Linked DNA regions of Homo sapiens: region 1 is linked to region 2. A link is a contact called in ENCODE Hi-C or POLR2A ChIA-PET data. All regions are on one chromosome and are shown on one strand. Each heading gives the region's core, a stretch centred on a gene start or an enhancer-like site at or near the end of the contact. The rest is flanking DNA. Distances are from core to core; before and after follow the strand shown.

Region 1 (2,880 bases), core at 301-2,800, 280 kb before region 2:
CCCCGCGGGGAGGAGGAGAGAGACGAAGACACAGAGAGACAGTGAGAAAGACAGAAGACCGGGCAGGGAAACAGACGAGTAGAGACAGAAAAGGTCCGAGAGAGAGTGAGGGAGGGAGGGAACAGAGAGACAGAGACCACGAAATATGAGTAAGAGTCGGGGGAGAAAACCAGAGAAATCGAATGAGAACGCGAGAAGAACGAGAGACCGTGGAGGGAGCAGAGAATGAATGGGAAGAATAAGACCAACATTTATCAAGAGCCGACTGTATGCCAGGCACTGCATTGGACCCTGGCACGGATAGGAAAGGAGGAGCCGCGGCGCGGGCAGCGGGGCGAGGGGCTTCTGTGCTCGCGGGAGCGGCAGCCCAGGGGGCTCAGCAGCCCCGGCACCGCCGCACCTGAGGCTCCAGCAGCCCCAACCCCGCCAGCGCTGCCTGGCCACCGTACCCGAAGCGGCTCCCCCGAGGGCCCCGAGCCTATCCTACGCCGGGGCGGCTCCGCGGACGCGCCGGGCCGAGTCAAGACCTGGGTCAACCGCCCTGCAGCCTTTGTAGGGAAGTGCCTAGGTGATGGGTCTGCTGATACCGCCTGTGACCAGGCCATGAAGGGCCAGAGGGGCTCCAGTGAGACCATAATCCGCCCCTCTTTAAAAGGGGGTAGAGGAAGTTCACGCGAAGCCAACAGTCTTCTCCCCAGCTTTGGGTCCTCTCCTGCACCCCCGCGGGAGATAAGGTCTCCCCTCCCGGACACATCATACATACACAAAAAAACGCACACACTCGCACGCGCGCCCATCTCGCACCCGCTTGTAAATGCACTAAGGGGCATACACACACCGGGCACATATTTCTTTCCACCCATCCCCAAGATCGCAAGCGCAAAACCTCGCACAGCCTCACGTTTCCCACCAGCTCAGACATGCACGCTGGCGGACTTTCAGCGGCTCACCCGTGTGCACACTCACGTGCCCCCCCCCCCGCTTCCCCAAGCCCGTACAAAGGGTAACGGGCAAGCATCCTGAGTCACACCTGCACAAGCATCCTTGCGCGCACGTGCACGCTCATATGCACTCGATCTTGCACGCACAAACTCTTGCATATACTATTCTTATAGTCGCACACTGGGCTTGAGGTCTGGGAGTGGAAGGAAAAGTGGAATCTTGGAGCTGTCCCAGGGGACAGAAATGCTGGAGGCTGGGACACTGGCGCGAGGGACGCGGCTGGGGGCGGGGGAGGGGGTGACCCAGAAGCTCATCTTCTCCTGGAAAGTTGGGAGGGGGGAACAGGACAAGTCCACGGCGTTCCTCTAAACTACCGCATTCCCCCAAGAAGGGATTTCTCTAGAAGAGTGGCGCCGCGAGGACGATCGAACACAGTCCTCCGGGTCGCTTAAGCGGGGGGGAGGGGGGCGGGGTGGAGGGGGTTAGAAAGCCGCTCCCGCCTCCTAGTGGTCGAGAAAGGGTTAAGTCGGCAAGCCAGCAAACGAGGGAGGAGCCAGCGAGTGCGGGAAGGAGTGGGGGTGGTTGGGAAGAGCTTCCTCGCTGTCCCCACTCTCCCTCGGCTAGCAGCCTGGGCACACGGACAGACGGACTGACGGACTCTCGAGCGGACAGCGCAGCTAGCGGGGCGCGGGCGCTGGGCGTCGACGGCCAGCCCCAGCCTTCCCCGCCCCGTCGCGCCCCGCCCCGTCCCGTCGGGGCCGATGGCTCCTCCCGAGGCCCGCAGCCCGGGCGGCGCAGGGTAGAGCGCCGCGGCCCGGCCACGCAGCCCGGGGACTCCCGGGCCCTCCCGGAGCCCCGCGGGGTCCCCGCCGTGCATCCGGCGGGCTCAGGGAGCGAGTGGGAGCGCCCTCCCCCCGCTGCCCCCTCCCCCGAGCATCGAGACAAGATGCTGCCCGGGCTCAGGCGCCTGCTGCAAGGTAAGAACGCCAGCGGCGGGAGAGCGGAGGGCATCCTGGGGAGAGAAGCAGGGCGTCCCCTCTTTCAGGGATTGAGGGTGGGGCAGTTGGGGAGGTGGGGTAACCTGGGGAAGGGGAAAAGCTCAGCGCTGGGGCCGCGCCCCCGCCGCCAGGGCTGTTCTCAGCAGGAGGGCACTTGGCTGGGAGCCCGCGGGCGCGTGCGAGGAGCTCGTGACCGAGGTGGGACGCAGGGGGCAGGTGGACCCGGCCCGGAGCGGGGAGGGAGGCTCAGGTTCCGCTGTCCCCGCTCCACCTGCTCCGGGGGACGCTGAGGACTCGGGCCGGCTGGGGAAGCGCCGACTCAGCAACTCCTCCTGCCCGGTGCCTCAGCACTTTCTGGCCACCTGGGAAGACAGGAGATGTGGGTAGGGGGCTGTCTGGGGAGGTAGGAGGCGCAGAGGGAAATCCAAGTGGCCCTCTCTGGTAGGAGAGATGGAGGGCGCTAGAAAGAGGATAGTTCTACTGATTGAGTGACAGATAAGGGTGTGGGCCAGAGACTGGGGGTGGGGTGGGGAGGGGTCAGGGGGAGAGGGATAGGAAGGAGAACTCAAAGATGGAGAAAGTGGTGAGGGAAGCTCAAAGGAGGAGGGAGATGGAGCGGGGGAGGGGGAGAAGGAATAAAGGTTAGATGGGAAAAGCGTGGAGGGAAGTGGGACCCAGGTGAAGACCAAGGAAGAGGGAAGGAGAGGAAAGACCAGATCAGGGGAGGGATGGGAAGAAGACTATGGACAGGGACCCAGAATCCTGGGATGGAGGTAGCGGGAAAGAGAATCAGGACTGGGACCCTGGGGACTGGAATGGAAAAGGAGAATGGAAAGATCAGAAACCAGAGAAGGATGGGGATGGTGACTAGAGAAGGGGTATCAGGAACCGGCGAAGAGGGTTGGAGACAGGGAACCATGGATGGGAGAGGGGCTGGAGA
Region 2 (3,033 bases), core at 534-3,033:
GATTGCACCATTGCGGTCCAGCCTGGGCAACAAGAGACTCCATCAGGAAAAAAAAAAAAAGATTCTGTCTCGAAGGCCACTGCACCTATTGTCTGTAGGTGTTAGGTTCCCTGTCAGTTAATTGGAGGTAATAACCCCTGGCTTACAGGGTTGTTTTGCAGATTACATTAAATAATTTAGGTATAATTCTTGGCACGGTGATTGGCACATAATGGGTATTTAACTATTAGTTGACTTTTCTGGGTACCTAAAAAAGAGGAAGGTTAGGGAAGATTTTTGTCCTTTGCTTACTCCTTCCTTTCCCAGACTTTGTGTAAAATACCTCTTACTTCCCAGGCTCTTTACTCTCCCTTCCAACCCAGATCCTGACGTGTGCATCTCTTTTGTGCAGGAGAATGTGATCCGAGAATTTAACTTAAATGAGCTATACCAGCGGGCCAAGAAACTATCAAAGGCTGGAGACAATATCCCTGAGGAGCAGCCTGTGGCTTCAACCCCCACCACAGTGTCAGATGGGGAAAACAAGAAGGATAAATAAGATCCTCACTTTGGCAGTGCTTCCTCTCCTGTCAATTCCAGGCTCTTTCCATAACCACAAGCCTGAGGCTGCAGCCTTTTATTTATGTTTTCCCTTTGGCTGTGACTGGGTGGGGCAGCATGCAGCTTCTGATTTTAAAGAGGCATCTAGGGAATTGTCAGGCACCCTACAGGAAGGCCTGCCATGCTGTGGCCAACTGTTTCACTGGAGCAAGAAAGAGATCTCATAGGACGGAGGGGGAAATGGTTTCCCTCCAAGCTTGGGTCAGTGTGTTAACTGCTTATCAGCTATTCAGACATCTCCATGGTTTCTCCATGAAACTCTGTGGTTTCATCATTCCTTCTTAGTTGACCTGCACAGCTTGGTTAGACCTAGATTTAACCCTAAGGTAAGATGCTGGGGTATAGAACGCTAAGAATTTTCCCCCAAGGACTCTTGCTTCCTTAAGCCCTTCTGGCTTCGTTTATGGTCTTCATTAAAAGTATAAGCCTAACTTTGTCGCTAGTCCTAAGGAGAAACCTTTAACCACAAAGTTTTTATCATTGAAGACAATATTGAACAACCCCCTATTTTGTGGGGATTGAGAAGGGGTGAATAGAGGCTTGAGACTTTCCTTTGTGTGGTAGGACTTGGAGGAGAAATCCCCTGGACTTTCACTAACCCTCTGACATACTCCCCACACCCAGTTGATGGCTTTCCGTAATAAAAAGATTGGGATTTCCTTTTGATTGCGCGTTTGTGTGTTTCTGTATTAGAAAAGCCTGACAACTGCAGAGGAATTGCCCATCTTAAGGGCAAAGGCCATCCTATTTGGTTTCACCAAATGCCGGGCATTGATCCCCAGGACTGGCAAGAGTTGGAGAAGTCTAGTTTCCATAAATCTAGAATAGCGGCCACATGTTGTTAGGTGGTGGGTTTACTCTGGGATTGGCCTGCGGTTGCCAGGGAGGAGAGTTTGGCGGCAGATGGTGGCACACAACATTTAGCGCCATGCAAAGGTACAGAAAAGATTGCGCGAAGCGAGGCTAGCAGTCGGACCTAGTCTCCGCCCCTTCCTGCTGTGTTCACCATCCCAGCGTCCCCTGTCCCCTCCACCCGAAGCGATGGGTGGTTCCGTCAGGCGCTTCCCGCACCTTCCCGCTCCCTGCTTGCAAAGTGGTTGTGCCCCAAGGTCCGCCTCCAGGCCACGTGGGTGCTGCGGGCCAAGCTTTCCCTTCCTTTGAGAGAGGTTTCCGCTGTAGGAGCAGAGCTTCCGGGCTGCGCTCTTCGTTGCCCAGTTTCCGCTCAGTGGTCGCGTCTCCGCCCCCCACCCACCAGTCCCGCTGCATTCTCGGCCGGGCTCTAGGCGCCATGGCTCCCCGCGGGAGGAAGCGTAAGGCTGAGGCCGCGGTGGTCGCCGTAGCCGAGAAGCGAGAGAAGCTGGCGAACGGCGGGGAGGGAATGGAGGAGGCGACCGTTGTTATCGAGCATTGGTGAGGGGCCTGGAGAGTAACGGGAGAGAGGGAACAGTGGCGCCGGGGGGGGCCAGGGGCCCCGGTTTCTAACCTCTCCGTCTCTCCCTAGCACTAGCTGACGCGTCTATGGGCGCAACGCCGCGGCCCTGAGCCAGGCGCTGCGCCTGGAGGCCCCAGAGCTTCCAGTAAAGGTGAACCCGACGAAGCCCCGGAGGGGCAGCTTCGAGGTGACGCTGCTGCGCCCGGACGGCAGCAGTAAGTGGGGACCTGGATGTGGGGGAGAGGGACGTGGGTGAAAGGGACGTGGGTTCCGAAGACAGGAAGCGCTATTCTTAGAAACCACGGCAGTCTCATGACTTCAGAGACGTGCTCGTGGGTTCCGAAGTATTGTAACTTCGCTTCATTCTGGCCTTTCAGGTGCGGAGCTCTGGACTGGGATTAAGAAGGGGCCCCCACGCAAACTCAAATTCCCTGAGCCTCAAGAGGTGGTGGAAGAGTTGAAGAAGTACCTGTCGTAGGGAGATTTGGGTAGAAGCCCTCATGCTGAGGTTTGAAATGGGAAGTGGGGGGCGCGACCGCTGTTGAGGAAGAGAAGGCATTGATCTTGGTGTGGCTACAAGTACCCACCTGGCGTGGGTAGCTCACGCCTGCAATCCCAGCACTCTGGGAGGTCGAGGCAGGAGTGGATGGCCAACACAGGGAGACCCTATTTGAAAACAAAAAACAAAAAAAAGACACAATATTGTTTTCTGTCTAGTGTGCCCTAAGTGGAATTTATGTCCTTTGGGAGACTGTAGTTGACTTGCCCTGGGGGTATGGACAAGTTTTCCATTTGGAAGTTTATTTCATGTTACTTCATTTATGCTTATCCCTACCCTCTTCTGTTTGGTTCTTGGGTGTTCTGTTACTGTCCTGTGTTAACACTGCATTACAATACCATTAAATTTGGTTACAAGGATTTTGACCTTGTCTTTGTCCCTAGTGCTTCATACAGTGCTTTGGCATGTTGTTCTGCACTTATTATGTTGAGTGAGATTTGGA

The links. A loop is a pair of places that touch in the nucleus more often than their neighbours do. ChIA-PET counts read pairs that join two places held with the same protein, here RNA polymerase II (POLR2A). Pooled maps may share reads with other maps.
Region 1: a map with no recorded cell type shows a loop between it and region 2 (5-fold over the local background). The contact joins the promoter of RTN4RL2 here to the promoter of SELENOH in region 2. A Hi-C loop is called at or near these places in 2 of 37 single-sample maps with no recorded cell type and 6 of 50 pooled maps. POLR2A ChIA-PET finds 5 or more read pairs at or near these places in 6 of 52 experiments (H1, activated B cell, activated CD4-positive, alpha-beta T cell and 3 more).

What each region holds. Positions count from the first base shown.
Region 1 is chr11:57,458,978-57,461,857 of GRCh38, forward strand. It overlaps RTN4RL2 (reticulon 4 receptor like 2), which reads left to right and starts at 1,551. Exons shown (of 3, transcript NM_178570.3): 1 at 1,551-1,919. The coding sequence starts at 1,889. RefSeq lists silencers at 399-458, 1,558-1,827.
Region 2 is chr11:57,739,708-57,742,740 of GRCh38, forward strand. It overlaps SELENOH (selenoprotein H), which reads left to right and starts at 1,784. Exons shown (of 4, transcript NM_170746.4): 1 at 1,784-2,010; 2 at 2,102-2,247; 3 at 2,410-2,540. The coding sequence starts at 1,889. The coding sequence ends at 2,510. It overlaps TMX2 (thioredoxin related transmembrane protein 2), which reads left to right. Exons shown (of 8, transcript NM_015959.4): 8 at 392-1,266. The coding sequence ends at 538. The region is part of intron 2 of TMX2-CTNND1 (TMX2-CTNND1 readthrough (NMD candidate)); the gene reads left to right. RefSeq lists enhancers at 1,486-1,605, 1,926-1,975, 2,126-2,295.